Linked DNA regions of Homo sapiens: regions 1, 2 and 4 are each linked to region 3. The links are chromatin loops, found by intact Hi-C in ENCODE. Cell type or tissue: MCF 10A. All regions are shown on one strand.

Region 1 (5,000 bases), 290 kb after region 3:
TTCAAGATGGGATTTAACCAGACTTTTACAAAGGTAGCATCTGTAGATTTTGTAGCAGTCTACTCAAGGAGGTGATTAATCTTGAGAGACTAGACAGATTTCTTTTAGGTCAAATTAAATTTTACCATTATTGCTGTATAACTCCATTCACCTATCTTTGAAAATATGTTTACATCTTGGTTTTTATTTATACGTTTATTTTTAAAAAACATATTTCTAACATGTTTTTTATTACATGCTTCACTAGAATAAAATTTTCCCAAGTTATTATTACCCAGTTTATCCTGAAATCTTAGCCTCAGGCAGTCCTCCCACCTCGGTCTCCCAAAGTGCTAGGATTACAAGTGTGAGCCACCGTGCCTGGCCCCAGTCCATCTAATGTATGTATTAGATTCTTAGAATATTACTATTTATTAAGTAAAGTTATATTTCTGATAGCTTAATTACTCCTTATATGACAGCATAAACACTATTTGCCTGGCACTACTTTTTAGGCATTCCCCAGACCAGTTTGTTAATTTCATTCAAACTTTAGATTCCAGTTCAAGTATAAAACTCAAATTCTGCCAAATTATTAATATTTCAGATATATTGAGTTTATATTATCGTCTTTTGTAGTTATACTTAGTCTTATCAATTATTGAATTTCCCTAATGTTATTATTATTTTTTTTTACAAAGTCAAACTTTAGTGATTCTGCAGTTCTTATGGTGACTTACGATTTCTTACATTATTACTCTTCAGTCTATTATTAAATCAAATTCCAGGATGGAGTTCCTTAGTCGTTACATTAAAACAGATATATGGAACTCCCCCCTACTTTTGCTTAAGTCATAGTATTCCATCTGTTTTTAATGCTGTTGTATTTTTAACATAAGGAATTACGTGGTTGAATAAAGGAATTGTATCGGAACACAGTCGTGTAACGGAGTTACTTGAAACTAAAAATATATTTCTTATACTGTGGAATTCTAACATGTTTTCTGTAGCTGTAGACCTTAATGTATTCTGTTACCAGATTTTTATATTCTAGCAGATTTTATTTTAGAATACCAAACACATTTTTAATTTTGAAGAGTATTTGTTTTGAACATATAATAAATGCACATGGTTAAAAAAAAGTTGAAGTATTATAAAAAGTTACCCAATTGTTTACTTCCTTTCTATGGAGGCAACCATGGCTAATCAGTTTCTAACGTATCCTTCAGAGATCTTTTTTATGTGGTCAAAGGTTTTACAAGGGTTAATGTCTTAAGATGAATATTTTAGAGTTTGACATCAAAAGACTCATTTATACTACACTACCTGAGATTTTAACAATAAAAATAATAATCTTACTGAAATCTAAAACAAATGTGAAATTTGTAATTCTGGCCTTGGAATATTGATTTAAATATAAGCATGTTAGGCCTTTATTGACTTAAGTAATTCTGTTTTGTTTGTAATATGTTATTACCCAGTTTGTGTATTTATCCCTATAATTTAATGAACCTCCTCCACCTTTAAAAAAATTAACAGTATTAATGACAATGAATTATTGACTTGACAAACATGATTAGCACATCAGAAGATTTTATGACCCGTTTAAGGGTAAGGTAGCATTCCTATGCCCCTCCTCCACTACATTTTCAGTTTCTTAGGTAAGTGAAAATAATTGTTTTCCTGAGATCAGGTTAGTTTATATTTGGAGGAAATTACCTTTTCTTAGTATTTTCAAAATTTTTTTTCAAAATTTGTTGTAACATTGCAAAAGCATTTTCTTTCAAAAATAACATAGGTTATAATAGATAATATCTGTTTACATTAATTCTTTAAATTTTCTTATTATTGAGATTTTATGCTTTAACTGAGTAATTTAACACCATGGTAATTGGTTGTTGAGAGAACTATAATAGGAAATTTTAAGTGAAGTAAAAGGTTTTGCTTTATATTATCTTGTGGCAGAACTCTTACTTGAGGTTTTTGACCAAAATTAAAATGAAAAATTTTTAATGACAGATTGACTCCTGTTAGTAAGTAGCTCTAGAGCTAGAACATTATATTTTGCATTATATTTTCTAGTGATATGTTTGGATTTCTTTATGACAGGAACCACTGCTCTGAGAGTAAAACGTGAATTTATTCTGCTAATAGCAAAAGTAAACTTTTAGTCCCTCTACTGGCTGTCTTTGTTGTAGCAGAGCTTAGATTTTTTTTTTGTTTTAAATATATCATTATAATTATGATAAAGGCTACTTATAACTTTATGGCCAAGGTGAATATTGACAGAACTTCTAAAGGATTGTCTCCCAACTGAGTGACTTTATAAACATACTTACTTAGGAATAACAATGTAAAATAATTGCTCTTAAATATAAGGATTTGGGAATTATTAAATTGCGTAGGCTTGACACCAGATAGTGAATAACATTATATTGCAGTAATTAAGTTGTAACTCTCATTTAGACTTTGGAGGTGTTAAAACTTTATTTTTTTGTAAAACATGACAAAAAACAATACTGGCAGACAACTAAAACTTTTTTAATTTGCTGGGTAAACAATGTTGACAGAGAAAGATGACATTATGCAGCAACAAAACAGTGCAAAACAGTATATAAGAAAACTTTCTTGGAGCTACATGTTCACTTTCTGCTAGTGATGTAGAAATTCATGCTTAAATAAATTTGTTAATGTCAAACATTTATATAATAGAGATGGGGGCACATTTTTCCTGAAGAAATAATAAAACAACCTTGTGTGTATAAATTACATTAACTTAATCATTATTCTAATTTTTGTAGTAACTGATTATTGCTTTTCTTAGTGTGATTCTTGACTAAGCTCTTTAATCTTAGAGGGGAAAGAATCTTAGGCATGGCGGGATAATTGGTACAATGAGGATGATAATAATATTTTTCTTTTTTCTTTTCTATGTTTGATCTTTATCTGACTTTTCCAAAATTTAAAGTCACTAAAGAACTTATTATTTTATCTTGTGTTTGTGTATATACTCTCTGAAAGTTGAAGTTATATTGTTTTTAAAAGTAAACATTAGTATATATTGTGTTTTGTTTCAGTGTGTGTTGGGGGAAGATACACTGATTTTATACATCAAGAAATTAATGGCTAAGTAATTACAGAATCACAGGAATCTACCAAGTAAAGGAATAGTTTTACTATAGTTAATTTTATTGCAGAAAGGATATATTAAAAACAAAACAATCTGATTATAATGCCATTCCTTGTTGGGTAAATATGGCACAATCCAGGTTAGTATGGAATTATGTCCAAGAGAATTTAGCAGCTGCCAATAGGACCTCCAGGTGGTACAGAAAGACCATGTGGATTTTAGAATTAGAATAGCTTAATAAGGTTCTGGCTTTGCCACCATCTAGGCCACCTTGAGTTATATCATTTAATCTCCCTGAATATTTTACCTCACTAAGTTTTTTTAGGGTCAAATGAGATAAGTGCTTTATTGTTATTATCAAGACGATAGCAGTAATGTTATTGTTATTATAGTAATTTCAGGCCCGTTTAAGGGTATCCTCTGTGGAGAGTATTTTGTGTAAGACTAGTCAAGTTTCAACTAAAAGCTTTGTTTTGTTGTCTAAGAAAAAGTAACTTTGGTTTTAGTGTTTGAATTTAGCTTAATTAAATTTAATAACTCAGACTTTCTGTTAAGTTTTAATATATTTTAACTTAATTTTGTAGACATGGGCCTTTAAAAAGTATTACCTTTCGGGTGGATGTCATCATCTATATGAGTCTGCTACATGGTAGATTATTTTTCTTTAATTAGAAGTATGATTAATCTCTTGCCTCTGAAAGATAATTCTAAGTGTGCTTATACAGGAATAAAAGTGAATGGGTGTCAGACTTTTGGTCAGAAAATCTGATTTCTTTTTTTGAGACGGAGTCTCACTCTGTCGCCCAGGCTGGAGTGCAGTGGCACGATCTTGACTCACTGCAACCTCCACCTTCTGGGTTCAAGGGATTCTCCTGCTTCGGCCTCCCGAGTAGCTGGGCACTACAGGCATGTGCCACCACACTTGGCTAATTTTTGTATTTTTTCATGGAGACGAGGTTTTTCACAGTGTTTCCTAGACTGGTCTCGCAGTCCTGACATCAAGTGATCCGCGTACCTTGGCCTCCCAGAGTGCTGGGATTACAGGCATGAGCCACCACTCCCAGCCTGATTTTGTTTTATGTTAAAATGTAGAAGTGATATAGAAGACCCTACTACAAATATTTGGTCCATGCTGTGGTGGCTTTTAGAGCTTTGCTGATTTTTTTTTGAAAGGCACCAAGTCAACAAAAGTAGTTTAGCTTAAGGGTGGAAGCAAGATAATATAGTTTCGAAGCTATTAGGACCTCTTGGTTTTCTTTATCTCCCTTAGGCAATTTTTGAGCTAAAATACTGGTAGAGACCAAGAGAGAGATTTATTGTTATGTGTACATATGTTTATTATGTATGAGAGTAGAGATTATATATCATACACTTAATAGTAACCACTCAAATCTTTGAATGGCCAACACGAATGAGTAGATAGTGGATGGCTGAAAGACACAAGAGGGAGATAGTGCTCCTTTTTATACTCTAGTAGCCCAGCAAATTCATGAGTTGTTATGCGTTGAATTTGGGGAGTACACATTTATATTGAGGTAAAGGTAACATACATTTTTTGAATCTTTTTGAAGTTTGAGTAATTCTAAATGGTTCTGTGAACCCAGGCTGATTTGTATTAAGCTATATTCAGTGAGTCAATGAATAAGTTGAAGTGTTTTGTGCCCAGTACCTGCTTAGTGGTGTGGAAAGAAATATGACATATTCTTTGCCTTCAACATGTTCAAACACATGAAAAAATAGCAAGCAATACAAGATGGTGTTTTTTTTTTTTTAATAAATTGTGGTAAACACAACAAAATTTACTGTCTTAACCATTTTTAAGTGTATACTTCTGCAGTGTTAGATATATTCACATTGTGTAAGATGGTGTGTATTTAAATTCATATTTAAA
Region 2 (5,000 bases), 100 kb after region 3:
CTGTTAGAAAATTCCATTCAGTTAAACATGACTTGCAGAGTAAAGCAACTAACTGGCATCTGTGATGCATCAAGGGCTCTATTAGCTCATCCTGCCTCTCTTCTTCCGATGGCAGCCGTGGCCATCTGGAGGGACCACTCGGAAGAGGCCGGCTGCAGCAGGGGGGGTGCCGCTAGGGATACTCGCTCTGTGAGGCCAGTGGGAGCAAGGAACAGGCGGAAACCCTGCCCCCTACCGAGTTGGTGGGATGGGAAACCGGTGCTCCTGGGTGTAGCTGCAGCCATCCAGCTGAAGCTCCAGACACGAGCATCCCTGGACTCTCAGGGGCCTGGGAAGCCCTCCTGTCCCCACAGGCTCAAAAAGACCTGCTCCCACGCCCTGGCCTCTCCCACCTCCTGGCGTCCGCTCTGATTTCAGAACAAAGTTGAAGCAAAGCCCAGGCACTGCCGTGACATGGTCGGGTGTGCATGCACATGGGGCAGCACTGCACACCAGCATCCCCCAACACCACCTCGGCCCCCTCTGAAACTTTGGGCACTGAGGAGCTCAGGGAGGGAGCCCAGTGGGGCCTGAGGGGCGGCTCAGCGCAGGACTGCAGGTGCCTCTCAGCACGAACAGCCTGGGTGCCGTGGATGGCATGTTGATGCCAGGACGCAGACAGGTTCCTGGGCAGAAAGGGGTGGGTCCCCAGTGAAACCCCACCTTCAAGACAGGGATGGCCTGAGGTCTGCCAGTTCCAGCTAGAGTCTGGGGCCCAAAACGAGAACTTATGGTGCTTTTTCTGAGCCTGCCCATGGCTGCCCACGAACCAATCAGCATGCACTTCCTCCCCTCTGAAGCCCATAAAAACCCCCTGGACTCAGGCAGACTCCGGCAGATGACTGGACCACCTGCCTGTGGAGAGGAGCTACCCACTGTGGGTCTCCTCTCTGCTGAGAGCTAAGCAGACAATGGGATGACCCACCAATGGAGAGGAGCCACCTACTGCAGGCTCCTCTGAGCTGTTCTGTTGCATAAAGCACCTCTTTGCCTTGCTCACCCTCCACTTGCCTGCATGCCTCATTCTTCCTGGACATGGGATTAGAACTACGGACCCAGCTGGGCATGGTGGCTCACACCTGTAATCCCAGCACTTTGGGAGGCCAAAGCGGGCGGACCACCTGACGTCAGGAGTTCAAGACCAGCCTGGCCAACATGGTGAAACCACATCTCTACTAAAAATACAATAACAACAAAAAAAAAAATTAGCCAGGTGTGGTGGCAGGTGTCCATAATCCCAGCTACTTGGGAGGCTAAGGCAGAAGAATCACTTGAACCCAGGAGGCGGAGATTGCAGTGAGCCAAGATCATGCCACTGCACTCCAGCCTGGGTGACAAGAGCAAGACTCCATTAAAAAAAAGAAAACAAAAGGACTACGGACCCGTCAAATGGAGGTCCTGAAAAAGCTGCAAAACAAACAGGGCTGAAACATGTCCCCCTCCCTGCCCCTTCCCGCTCACCACACTGACAGTGACAAGGAGAGAAGACCTGCAGCCTTTCTGGGATCCCAGAGCAAGGAGCTCCCCAAGCTAGGGCTGTGACACTCTCTTTGGGGCTCTGCAGTTCCTGGTGTCTCCAAGCTTCCAGGTGCCACCATGTTCCCCTCATCTGGACACAGGTGCCTGCAGCAGAAGCTGCATGCAGTATACCTGGTCCAGCCACAGGCTGGCATGGAGCCGGCACCCATGCCAACATCTGAAGCTGCCCGCCCTTCACAGCAGCCAGCATGCCTGGCTGTGTGCAGTGGCCAGATCCCATGCTGGCTGGCTCACACCCCCATTGCCACTCTGCACCTGGCTTGCCCTTGGTAGGTATGGGATCTGGGCTGGCAGCACAAGCCAAGCACAGCCTGCTGGGCTGAATGGGTGGAATGAGCCCAGCAGGCATGAGCATTACTCAGGCAGAAGGCACCACTGGCCACAGAGGTTCCTGGCTGGCAAAGCAACACCCCAAGGATCCCGTGACTTCTACAAGGAATGGAAATTAATCTCTGCCTCTTTTTATTATTGTGGTTGTCTCTAGTAATGTGATATGAAACACTGAAGAGAGGAATTTATAAACACCAAATAGTAAACAAAAGCATGCTAAAATAAAAATTTATATTAGATGTGTTTCATTTTTTTTAGCCCCTGCCACACTAATCACACAACTTGTTAATTATATTTGATATACAAAATTGAACAAACTATAAATACCTGTTAATCATCCATCAAAATTTATGGAGTGAACCTCACTGGTGGAGAAAGAGAAAGGAGCTATTACTGAGCCTTGTGCTATGGAAGGTGCTTCCTGTATTTTGTGTATGTTCCTATATTTTTGTGTATGTTGGTATAATCCTTAGAACACCTCTGGTAAGCAGATATTTTAAAAACTTCTTTTACAGAGAAGGGAATGGAGGCTTAGGAGGTTAAGTTGTTCAGGCCTCACAGAGAGCAGAAAGAGATACTTGAATTTCAACCAGCCCAGTCTCACTCCAAACCCTATCTTCTTTCTATTGTACAAATGCTGCCTCAAGTATTTATAGAAAATGGAAAGAGATCCAGGTCTTATTGTTGAAGAATGTATGTTCTAAAGACAAGCTTGGGCCTCATTCCCTCATTTCCTCATTTATTTAAGAGTTCAGGATTTCAAGTGAAATGTGAAACATTCTTTCCCCTTCTGCATCTGTCCTCCTTCAGATCTGTGCTGTCAGGCCACTGGTGTACCAGCCAGCAGGCCATGCTTGGCTGCCAGGGTGCTCCGGGCCACCCAACTATGACCAGAGGGTGCATGAAAAATTGTTACCTGGGCTTATTTATAAATATATAAACAATGCATGACAACATTAAAACAATCTAACAGGAGGAACTCACTGGAGTGTTAAGTATATGAAATGCTGCATCAGATGAAAAATTCCCTCCATTGATATCAGCTTCCTTTTCGAAGTCCTGGCTGCGCCTCATCCTTGCCCCGTCAGCATTCCGCCCTCAGCCAGTGTTGGCAGTGCTCTGGACTGGTTAAATCTTGGCTGAATTCCATAGGATTTCAGTTGGCCTCAGTAATATTTTTGCTTAGCTTTCAAGTTCAGAGATACTTATTCTATACATGACTGCCACCTTTGTATCGAATTTCTGAAACCCTCTGAATTGAGGAGGATTTTTAATGGACTCTTATTAAGAATGGGTACCGAATTTTAGTGATGGTTGCCTTGGGATGGGAGGAAACAAAGCAAAATATCAATTTGTTTTTTAAAGGATATATTACTTTTAAGATGAACAGATTTACCTTTTCTCTTTTATTACTAGTTAAGGCTAAAGGATAGCTACATTCCTTCCCACCTTAAAACAGAACAAACTAAAACTGATGAACAGGAGCGTTACAGTGCAAACATTTACACACACAAATGCTGGGCACATGCACTCTTAAGTGAGGAGGAAACCATGCAGATACTAGAAATGTCTCTGGCTTAAGTGTTGTCCAATCAGATGTACTTAACCAGAAATACCAAGCCAAGTCTGAATTATGAAATAACTATTAAAGTATATCCAGACCTTACCACCTCTTACCACCCTGGCCACCATCACATCACCTTGGTCACAGCCACTTTTACGTCTCCTACTGCAATGTCCTCCTAACTGGTCCTCCAGCCTCTGGCCTCACCCACCCCACCCTGCACCTAGTTAGCTGTCACACAACAGTCAGTTGATACTACCAAAATGAGTGAAATCCCAATCTTGATCTGCTCAAAACTCTGCAGTGGCTCCCCATTTTACTAGAGCAAAAGACTAAATCTTCACCGTGGCCTACAACACTTTTTGTCTTGTGACATCCCCCTAATCTTGCCTCCTAATACTCTCCTTTCTCTCACTTCCTCCCAGACACACTGGCCTGCTGAAAACCAGGGACGTTCCTGCCTTTGCACTGGCTGTTCCCTCAGCCAAGAAGAGTCATGTCCAAATAGCCCCAGAGCAAACCCCCCAACCTCCTTCAGATCTTTGCTCAGATGTTGCCTCTGTGAGAAGTGCTCTAGCCATTCCTTTTTTAAAAGGAAAAACTTCACCTCCTCCCCAACTCATACCTACATTCTCAGTCCTTTACCCCGATCTGTATTTGTGTCCACAGTGCTTATCACTTTCTAACATAGGCTTATCAATCATGATCATTGCTTATTACGTATTTTCCCCCCAAGAACATAAGCTCCATGGTGGCAGGGATCTTTGTTTGTTTACTAATATTAGCCCATGCCTAGAATAGTGCCTGGTGCAGAGTCAGGGGCTCAACTAACAGTTGTTGAACACATGGTGAATTAAAGTAAAATTAGCAGAGTGAAAGTGGTCTGATAATACAGTCATATCAAGAACTCAACACACAAGACTCTTGCCACTTCCAGCAATGAATGGAACAGGAAAAAGCAAATCAGGGGTGGAAAAAGTGCAGGAGCAATAGCTAGCACCACAGTTCTTGGGGGCAGTTAAATAAACTGATTATTTAACTATAAATAATCAGTTAAGACCTGAGACATAGGGTTAGAATACATTGAATCAAATCTGAACTCCCGCTTTCAGCAAGTTCAGACTCTATCAGAATCCAGCAGTAATCTGTCCAAACTGCCCCAAGAAAAAGTGTATGCCTTGAGTAGCCTCTGATTAAATGAATCAATTTCACCGTATACAGGTTTCTCCCAACCTGGTCCTTTCTCTAATTCGTCATCCTTTATTATCTTAAAATAGGGGTCAATCACTTCCAAGACAGCTCTTTAAAGGAATGCTGAGCAAAACTGGGAACACGGCTAGTTATGTTTCTTTATTCTGCCTCTTTGTTTTAAAAGCTTGGTGTGCAGGGCAGGGATGGTGTGGAGACACAGAAGAAATAACTTCTATAGGTTAAAAAAAGTGCCTATTCCTTTAAAAAAAAAAAAAACTCTGTAAAAACTGCCTGTTGTGGAAGAAAAGAAATGACCACAAAATTAGAAGGACAGGAA
Region 3 (5,000 bases):
GTTAGTGACCTTCCTAGGCCATTTCCTGTTTTTCTCAAATATATTTCTTGATAAAAATAAAGTGAAAATGCTTTAAACTCTTTAAGAAAGATAAGACACAATGCCAAGGTCATATTTCGTATCAGAACAAGCCTGCAAAACACGGGACCTTTGAACCATATGTGGCTGACAAGAGTGCTTAGAAGGTGCTACTGTCTCTTTTCTGACCTGGAGGCAACAATACAAAACTCACAGAGCTCCTATCAGCCACCATACAGTGAGTGGGTGAGTGCCTGATTACTTTAGAGTCAAGAAGTCAGGCTGAAAGCCACCTCTGCCTAAAGCAAACCTGGGAACCATCAGGTCCATCACCAGGCCTGCGGAATGCACCTCTGAATCCTACCTTGAATCCATCCATTCCTTGTTTTCCCACTGTCACAGTCCCATCTCAAGGGACAGTTCCCTACTAGCTTTCCAATTCCACTCTCTACTGCCAGACAACCTTTTAAAATCCAATCAGGTTACCTTCTTTGCTTCAAACTCTTTAATGGTCTCTCAGTGACCACTGGATATGCCCAGCATGGTCTCAGTGATGGGAAGTGACTCTTGCTTTCTGGCTGCCCCTCCACCTTGACCTCCCCTCTCCTTCCCTCATACCCAGTGTTCCTGCCAAAAAAGAGTGACTGGCAGTTCTCTAGAGAGCCATGCTCTCACACATCTCCTTGCCTTGAACACGCTGGTTTTCTCTGCCTGAGATACTCTTCTCAGTTGTTTTCCATGAACTCAATACTTACACATCCCCAAAGAGCTGAGGTCAGGCAGACTCCTGAGGAGGCCGTCACTAACTGCCTCCACTTCCTTGGAGTGGGCTGCCCTTCTGTGTTCCCAGAAGCGCAAGGTGCTTGCTCCCCACCAGCCCTTGCCACGATGCACTAGAACTGTGCTTTAGCTTTTGTCTCTCTCACTGGGTTGTGAAGAATTTGAGGACAATGACAATTTTACTCTGGGACTGGGAGGAATGGCTGAGATGACAAGGGACAGCACAGAGCGTAAAGAGAAGGGGATCCAGGGAAGATCCTGGGAAACCGCAGACCACAGTGGAGCCTGAGAAAGCCAGCAGCGTCATAGAAGAAAAGCCAAAGGAAGGCCGTTACAGCCAGAAGGAATGGCCACAATGTAAAATGCTGCTGAAAAGTTAAGTACGACAAGGTTTACAACGTGTCCCAGCAGGCCACTGGTCACCTCGGGGACAGCAGTTTCAGTGGCGTAATAACGACAAACCAGATTGCAGGGAGCTGGAAGGCAAATTGGAAGTGAAAAATATGAAGCAGCTGGGAAAATTATATTCTTTTAAGAAACACGATTGTTTGCTACAACTTGGATGAACCTTGAGGGCATTATGCTGAGTGAAATAAGCCAGTCACAAAAGGACAAATACTGCATGATTCCACTCCTATGAGTCACCTAGACTAGTCAAATTCATAGAAACAGAAAGCAGAGTAACAGTTTCCAGGGACTGGGGGGCCGAGGGGGAGGATGGGGAGTTAATGTCCAAGGGAACAGAGTTTCAGTTTCACAAGATGGAAAAGGTTCTGTGATGGATGGTGATGACTGCACAACAGTGTGAATGTAGTTAATGTCATTGAACAGCACATTTAAAAATGGTTAAAATGGTAAACTTTATGTTTTATACATTTTACCACAATTTTTTAAAAAGAAGCATTGCTATTAAGAGAATAAGAAGGAACTTGCTATAAGACATGGGATTGAGAGGGTGTTGCTTTGTTTTTCTACCAGAGGCAAAAAACATAAGCATATTAATAAATTGAGAAGAATGAGTTAGTCAAAAGAGAGATCAAGGCAATCCATTTTGGCGTGGAGACCCTGCAAATAGACTGGGGCCAGAGGAAAGCAGCTCTCCTGCACTGAGAAGAGAAGAATGGGCTGGAGGAAGACTGCTCTCCTGCACTGAGAAGAGAAGAATGGGCTGGAGGAAGGCAGCTCTCCTGCACTGAGAAGAGGAGAAGTGGGGAGAGAAAAAGTTTGTTTGTTGGGGTGAGGGGGATATACAGTGGGCAAGAAATATGTGGTTTTTTTTTTTTTTTTAAAGCTTCTATTTGATAGCTTTTGAAGGAAGAGGCAAGGAATGAGATGGCGATGGGGGCTTGGGAAGGATGGTGAAGGTCTCTGTTTAGGGGCCTGGGAGAAGGAGTGAACTGAGGACAGGGAGAGGGATTATTAGGCAACTTCATGAGTCTGCACAGGAAATCGTGAGTGTGCAATGGTAATGATGGTCTAAGCCTCAAGGCAGCGTGACTACTGTAGACCCAGCAGCTGGCTGCACAAGAAGAAAAGGTGGAGAGTTAGTCTGAATCAGACAGGCTTGCCAAGAAGGCAGAACATTTACATTCACAGAACTGAGAACGCTGAGAAGCCGTGGGTGAAGCGATGCACCACTGGGAGGAAAGGTGATGCAGGGGAAGAGACGCTGGGAAAATGGAAGGACCGCGGGCTAGAATGCGCCACAAGGGGAAACAGTAAGTGGAATGAAGAAAGGTGTAGGGAATTGGAGGATGAGGAGGCTGAAGTCTGCAGTGACGCACAGAAGTTTAAGACTTCTGAGGTGGGACAGTTCTGGGTCCCCCCCAGAACCCCAGGCCCAGTCTTGGCCAAAGTGTAGGTGAGGGTGTAAGCGGCTAAAAAAGAAATTCAGTCAGGGAAGACCAGGGTCCTATCCATAGGGGATATTTCCATGTGTTCTTCCTCCCAAAGGCATAAATAATTAAGATGATCTTTTATGAATCTTCTTCCTTGGATTCAATTTTTTCCTTACTATATGTTTCTTATTCTAGCATTCCATTTTTTCCCTTTAGGAAGCCCCTTATGAACCAGGTACTATCCAATTTTACATCCTCTTTCCCCTACTTTTTTTCTTATATGACATCTAAACTCAGTATTCTCCTGTTTTACACAAAATCATGGGTTTGTAGCTGGTAGAAAACGGAAAAGCCCTTTAAGAACCATGAAAACTGGCGATGACTCATTTTCTAGGGTCGATAAGTTCTAGAGTCAATAGTACACGTTAAAACTACTAGTAAAAAATTAATCATTATCATCTATCAAGTCTTTCAAAGGCTAAGCATGAATATTTTATATTACCTTGCTTAAGTGACCCTGAGCAAAGCAAAAACATAAAGGGGACCTTAGGTTTTAACCTGAAAAGGATATGAAGGAAGGAAAGTTGGAGAGGAACTTGACCTTTTTCACAAAGTCTAGCTACTCATGAAGAGTATATCTGTCTTTTCATGTGACTTGGAAGTGGGAATCTTTCTTGTACACCATCTTCTAACTCCAGGAAGGGCAAGGTCAGACCGAGGCAGCTGTCTTTTTGGCCTTCTGGGGTTTGAGCCGTCCGAGGCCACATGGTCTCAAACAATGCCTCATTAATGTATGCCAACACTGGCTTTCTCTGGTGCAGTATGACAGAGAACCAAATTATCAACATTTTCAAAATAGATTGGTTTCTCTTTTGTTTGGATTATACAGAAAAACGTTTGATGTTATATCTTACTGAACCATTTTGAAATGAGTTAAGCATATCATGTGTATCTTTGCACAAGCATGGATTGTACTTTGCCACTTTCAAAACATATCTGAACATCAGGAGATGCAGCAGGCGATATCTCACTGTGCTATCAGCACATGACGATTTTACTGTTAATCCTACCTGTGTGTCCTCTGAATGTTGTGACCAGGGTGCAGTTTTCTTGCTCCAGTTTGAGGATTGTTACTTGGCCTGAGTGGTCACCGATAAACACATGCCGGGTTTCAACATCAAATCTGTCATGAAAGCATTAAGGATTGTTTCTCAAAATTAAATGAGGGAATTTACAATGAAAAAACAGGGCATAAATGTAACAAGAAATACGCAAATCCCATCTGAGGAAAATGTGAAGACAGTGCTGAAAGACACAAAAGTGAACTTAACTAAATGAAGGACATACTGTATTATTGGACAGTAAGACTTAAAACTTAAAGATGTCACTTCTTGCTCCTAAATTAATAAAATAAATCTATATATTTAAAAAATATCAACACATGTTGTTTTCTATAGCCAGAAGTGTTCATATGGAAAAATAAATAAGCAAAAAGAGCCAAGAATACTCTGAAAATAAGAACAATATGGTATGTGATAGGGAGGTTAGCCCTACCAGATATTAAAAAATGTTATAAAGTTTCTTTAATTAAAAGTGTAGTATTGGTGCATAAATAGACTAACAGAACAGAATACAAAGTCGAGAAATAAACCCAAAAGCACAATGAAATTTAGTAAATGTCTGATGAAGGTAGCTTTTCAAATGAATAAGGAAAAGATGAATTTAAAAAAATGATGTTGGCACAAACTGGATAGCCATTTGGAAAAAGAAAATAGAATCTGTATTTCACAATGTATACTGGGACAGATTCCAAATGAATTAGGGATCTAAATGTAGAAAATGAAAACATAAGCTTTAGATAGGAAAGTTTCTTTGTAACCTTGGAGTGGGAAAAGCTATGACTCAAAAACACAACAAATATTATGAGCAAAGCCAAAAGATAAACTGGAAAAAAATATTTGCAATTTATGTCACAAAGGGCCCAAATCTCTAATATAAAAAGAGCAATCAAGAAGAAAAGGATCCCAAACCTAATAGAAAAATGGGCAAAATTTGAATGGAACTATTAATAGATAGTTCAAGAAGAAATCAAAATGGTGCTGTGAAAAAAGAGTTAACACAGCAGCTCTGACTGTGATCCTCTGAAAGTCGGCTTACGAAGTTGGCATAGTGTCTGGGAATTTGGATTTTGGGAAGGTTCCCACCATTAACTGATAAGAGTGGCTCACTGTGCCTTAACTGTTCAAATAATGTGGCTTACACTGAATACCTGCTTTCCTTCTGGGAATCTGGAATTTTGGAATGTCCCAGGTAGATCTGCCTACGTGACCAGTAAAAGCCCTAGGCATGGAGTCTCTAACAAGC
Region 4 (5,000 bases), 85 kb after region 3:
TTGTTTGGGGGCAGCCTGGAAAAGGCGGGGTTACCCTGAAGTAACCAGTTTGGAGGATGTAGGCAGCAAACCAAGTAAAAAAGGATGAAGGCCTAGAAGAGAGAGGACAGATTTTAGAGCAGTCAGGAAGTAGAAGCATCAGGACTTGGGGGCTGGCTGGATGTAGGGTGTCATATGAATGGTGGTGTCATTCATCAGTAAGTGATTTTTGTGGAAGGCAATGTTGAGTTCATCTTGAACACCCTGAGTGCAGGGAAAATCCAGTTAGGGCTGTTGCAGAGAAAACTGTCTACATGAAGTTCAGGGGTAAGACCTGGGCTGAAAATTAAGATTTGGGAGACATCAGCATATAAGGAGTAGTTACCAGAGAATAAGAAAAGAAGGCCAACAACAAAGACAAACACCAAGAGTTAAGGGGTGGTCAAGAGAAAAACATCTGCAAAGACCTTAGCACAAGCCAGCAGAGAGGCAGAAGAATAATCCTTCTTTACTTTACAGACACAAAATATGTCCTGAATTTTGGTCCAGAAAATAAGGTCATCATAAGCACACCTAAGAGCTGAACTATATTCACAGTGGAAACGTGCCTACAATAAAACACTATCTATATAGGTCATTTTTCTGAGAGAAAAGGGAAGGCTGGGGGTGGCAACAAACAGTATACCACAGGTTGCTAAGCTACTGAATAAAATAAGACGGGGCGTCTACCCATGTTGAAATCAGGCTTTTAAAAATGTGCCCTAGAATGATGCAACCTTCATTAGTTACCATAGCAATGAGCTTCATTTCCCAGGGGACAATTGTTATTTTTGCCACAACTGAAGTAACTTGGGGTAGGGGCTGGGAGAAGTGAAGCCCACTGGGTTTTGAAGGCCCTGAATTTCCAGGGAATACTTTTCTACAGATCACACCCTGCAACAGCAATACAAACAGAAGGAAGGCAGCCCCTAGCGATCTGCAAACTAATAGAAAAACTTTGAGCAACAGGATGTAGTTTTCATAGTCATTTGTTTAAAGAGAAAAAAAAGAAAAAAAAAAGCTTCAAACGCAGAAAATGTTGCAGAGATTCTTAGAAAACATAGCTGATTTTTTAAAAGTTGATTTCTCTATGATTATCAGATTTCTTTAATTACTTGTAATAAAAACAAACTGAGAGGTTCCCAGCAAATGCATTCCAACCACATATAGTAAATAACCTAAACCCAATCTTCTACAATGCACTGTGTATCTTTTGTTTCCAGGGTTTCTCCATGATAGACAGATGCTACTGTGTGGAAACTGCAAGTGAATTGAGGTGGCCAGCGGTTTCAAGACTCAGAGACTCAAGCTGGGTGTTGTCCAGTATTGTCCAGCCTCTGGTCCCCTCTTGCCAAGGAGCTCAGTTCTCACATTAATGACCTTGGTACAACAGACCCAAATAACTTTGCTGAATCATACACCTGGACTTTTTTTTTCCTCACAGCTGTAGCAACTCAGCAATCAGTGGCTAGAGAAGAGGTATGGCTATTTTATATTTCAACACCTTGGGCTTTTAATGGCACTCTTGCTTTCAAAACACTCACCGCCATTCCAGTTATTTGCAGTTATTTGCATCAGCAAGGTGTATTATTTATTCCAGCCATCTCCCCTTGGAGTTTTTATCAGTTGGGTCATTTCTCTTAATCCAAAGGCTGTGAAAGCCTTCACAATTTAGAATTTTTAAAATTACAGTCAAGTGACAACATTTTCAGTGTTTTTAAAATCTATAAAATGAAGTCTCAACATGAGGTTAATTGGACCCATATACCAGGTGAGAATTACAAACAATATACCTGGAAATGGTTGTCTTAAGCAGTCAGTAGTAAGACCCTCGAGAGGGGGAAGGAAAAGATGAGCCACAAGGTCTTAATTCGGAGTAGTTTTCTTACAAATAGCACTATTTTGTGTCTGCAGATAGTGCCCTTGTATTGCAGACTTGGCTTTTGTTTTTTTAGTAATTTAACTCTTACTGACTAATGCTTAAGCACTGCTTCCTGTCCTTGCATAGTTGTGGGTTTTATACTTCCCTGACTCCCTCTGTCTCTCCCCAGAGATACACACATATCCACTTTCCCTATGAAGCCTTGGCAATTCCTCAGGCAAAACTAAGCTCCAGAATCCCACTGTACCTTGCACAGGCCTATGTTAGGACACATCACATTAATCAATGTTAGTTAGCAAGTCCTTCTTCCTATGACACAAGAAATTCCCTGAATAATCAATAATTCCTTATTTGAATAAAGATTCAAACATTTTTGTTTTTTTAGAGTACCTACAATACTTTCATTTTTATCACATACAGTATTTAGCATACAGGAAGTGCTTTTAAAAGGTCATATAAATACAGGGAAAAAAAGAAAAAAGAAAGGGAAATTAAAGAGAAAAACGAATATTGTCCAAGCAGTGGTGAGGAAGAACCCACAAGGAAGTAGCAGGAACAGCAATGCACCAGAAGATCATGGAGGCTGGACAGGGCCCTAGTTATTAGCATCAGCCATGCCATCTGCAACACAGCCAGAGTCCCTCACAGGCAAGAGAAACATGAGTACCACCCTTGAACTGGCAGCCTAAGCAATTCAACAATATGAGAGTGTTCATCAATACCACCCTGTAGGAGAAATCGGGATGATATCATTAGAGGAATAATATAGATTTAAATATTGTTCTTGGCTCTATACACAGTGGGAGGGCATGGTCTGTGTCATCCTACTCACCACCATATTCCTCCAGCCAGTTACAGTGGCAGGCATGTGAAAAATGCTCAGTAGAAACAATGAAACAGTAAATGGAAAGAGCAGTGATTCAGAGGATGCCCCTGGCTGCTACTGTTCTGAATCTGAGATGGATTAACTGTTGTCTTCCAGGATAGTCATCTTAAAAATGCAGCAGATCCTGGGGGAAGGGGAACAAGGAGTGATTGTGTAATGGATACAGAATTTCCGCTTGGGATGATGAAAAAATTCTGGAAATGGACAGTGGTGATGGTTGCACAAGACTGTGACTATACCTAATGACAATGAATTGAACACTTACAAATAGTTAAAATGATACACTTTATGTTATATATATTTTACAATTTAAAAAAAAGGAAAATAGCAGAATGATTCTCTCTCTCCACAACTGTAGTCTTCATAGAGTTGCCAAAGGTGCAGCAATTAAAGACACATGGCCACATGGCTGGGCGCAGTGCCTCACGCCTGTAATCCCAGCACTTTGGGAGGCCAAGGTGAGCGGATCACGAGGTCAAGAGATCGAGACCATCCTGGCCAACATGGTGAAACCCCATCTCTAAAAATACAAAAATTAGCTGGGTATGGTGGTGTGCACTTGTAGTCCCAGCTACTCGGTAGGCTGAGGCAGGAGAATCACTTGAACCTGGGAGGTGGAGGTTGCAGTGAGGTGAGATTGCACCACTGCACTTCAGCCTGGCGACAGAGTGAGACTCCGTCTCAAAAAAAAAAAAAAAAAAAAAAAGACAGATGCCCACAGGCTGGTCACGAAGCAGGTTTATAAAAGTTATTCTGGTTGAGAATGTTATCATTAAAATAAAAACCTCTGGCTGGGCACGGTGGCTCAAGTTTCTAATTACAGCACATTGGGAGGCCACGGTGGATCACTTGAGCTCAAGAGTTCCAGATCAGCTTGGGCAACATGGTGAAATCCCATCTCTACAAAAATACAAAAAAAATAATAAAATTAGCCAGGAGTGGTGGAGCACACCTGTAGTCCCAGCTACTGTGGAGGCTGGGGTGGGAGGATTACTTGAGCCTGGGAGGTGGAGGTTGCAGTGAGCCGAGATTGTGCCACTGCACTCCAGCCTGGGCAACAGAGCAAGACTCTGTCTCAAAAAACAAAATAAAATAAAATAAAAATCTCAAGGGTCAAATAAATCAAATTAGCTACAAGTGAAGAAAGAATATATAAATTGTAAGATAAATGAAAAGCAATCTCTTAATAGAATACGGTATTCACAGAGACAAAGATATGGAAAATGTGAAAGGCTGAACATGAAAAACAAGGTAAAAAAGATTAGAATGAAAAGGTCTAAGATATAGATAACTGGAAAGACTAATAAGAAAATGGGGGAAAGGGTCAATAATTGAGAGATAATATCTCAGACTCTTAGATAAATTTTGAAAAATGCCAATCCTAAAATGAAGACAACTAATGACAAGGAAATTAGCTCAAGATCAGATCAAAATGTATTTCCTTTTCCAGATTAAATAAGATTATTACGATAACTGTAACTCAACTACACTCCCATTTTCCTGATATCCTGGAACATTAGACAAAATATTTTTTTTTTTTTTTTTTTTTTTTTTTTTGAGACGGAGTCTCGCTCTGTCGCCCAGGCTGGAGTGCAGTGGCGGGATCTCGGCTCACTGCAAGCTCCGCCTCCCGGGTTCACGTCATTCTCCTGCCTCAGCCTCCCAAGTAGCTGGGACTACAGGCGCCCGCCACTACGCCCGGCTAATTTTTTGTATTTTTAGTAGAGACGGGGTTTCACCGTTTTAGCCGGGATGGTCTCGATCTCCTGACCTCGTGATCCGCCCGCCTCGGCCTCCCAAAGTGCTGGGATTACAGGCGTGAGCCACCGCGCCCGGCCCGACAAAATATTCTATAGGAATGCATGCAGACCTCTTCAGAGAAAAGAGGAATTCAATCATGCATCATTAGATTATAACCACTTTTCTTTGCTATGCTCTCATAAAAAACATGCCAAACACATTTTTCAATACCACCTCTTATATTTCAGTGGTGACTAGAAATGCTCCATGAACAGGCTGGCTGCGGTGGCTCACGCCTGTAATCCCAGCATTCTGGGAGGCCAAGGTGGGTGATCACGAAGTCAGGAGTTCAAGACGAGCCTGGCCAAGATGGTGGAAATTCCGTCTCTACTAAAAATACAAAGAATTAGCCGGGCGCAGCAGGCGCCTATAATCCCAGCTACTCGGGAGGCTAGGGCAGGAGAATCATTTGAA

Evidence for each region. Peaks named below come from ENCODE experiments on the same cell type or tissue, not always from the same donor. Only the 100,000 strongest peaks of a DNase experiment are listed, where the experiment ranks them.
Region 1: it touches region 3 in a loop (5-fold over the local background); 22 of 110 quality-filtered maps call a loop at or near these places.
Region 2: a loop joins it to region 3, with 4 times the contacts of the local background. A loop is called at or near these places in 14 of 110 quality-filtered maps.
Region 4: a loop joins it to region 3, with 4 times the contacts of the local background. A loop is called at or near these places in 15 of 110 quality-filtered maps.

The regions. Positions count from the first base shown.
Region 1 is chr13:51,432,337-51,437,336 of GRCh38, reverse strand. All of the region lies in intron 3 of INTS6 (integrator complex subunit 6), which reads left to right. Among named protein-coding and RNA genes, the nearest start is that of INTS6, 18 kb to the left of the region's middle. In MCF 10A, CTCF peaks have their summits at 1,939 and 2,139; no DNase peak of the experiment used is centred here.
Region 2 is chr13:51,623,780-51,628,779 of GRCh38, reverse strand. The region is part of intron 1 of WDFY2 (WD repeat and FYVE domain containing 2); the gene reads right to left. Among named protein-coding and RNA genes, the nearest start is that of WDFY2, 42 kb to the right of the region's middle. RefSeq lists enhancers at 1-484, 485-1,104, 1,286-1,792, 1,793-2,300. In MCF 10A, no CTCF peak of the experiment used is centred here; a DNase peak (open chromatin) is centred at 3,019.
Region 3 is chr13:51,726,497-51,731,496 of GRCh38, reverse strand. It overlaps WDFY2 (WD repeat and FYVE domain containing 2), which reads right to left. Exons shown (of 12, transcript NM_052950.4): 6 at 3,707-3,819. All of the region lies in intron 1 of LOC124903177 (a long non-coding RNA gene), which reads left to right. Among named protein-coding and RNA genes, the nearest start is that of DHRS12, 75 kb to the left of the region's middle. In MCF 10A, no CTCF peak of the experiment used is centred here; DNase peaks (open chromatin) are centred at 1,476, 2,306 and 4,456.
Region 4 is chr13:51,641,169-51,646,168 of GRCh38, reverse strand. All of the region lies in intron 1 of WDFY2 (WD repeat and FYVE domain containing 2), which reads right to left. Among named protein-coding and RNA genes, the nearest start is that of WDFY2, 59 kb to the right of the region's middle. RefSeq lists an enhancer at 2,859-3,358. In MCF 10A, no CTCF peak of the experiment used is centred here; DNase peaks (open chromatin) are centred at 708, 1,368, 2,058 and 2,858.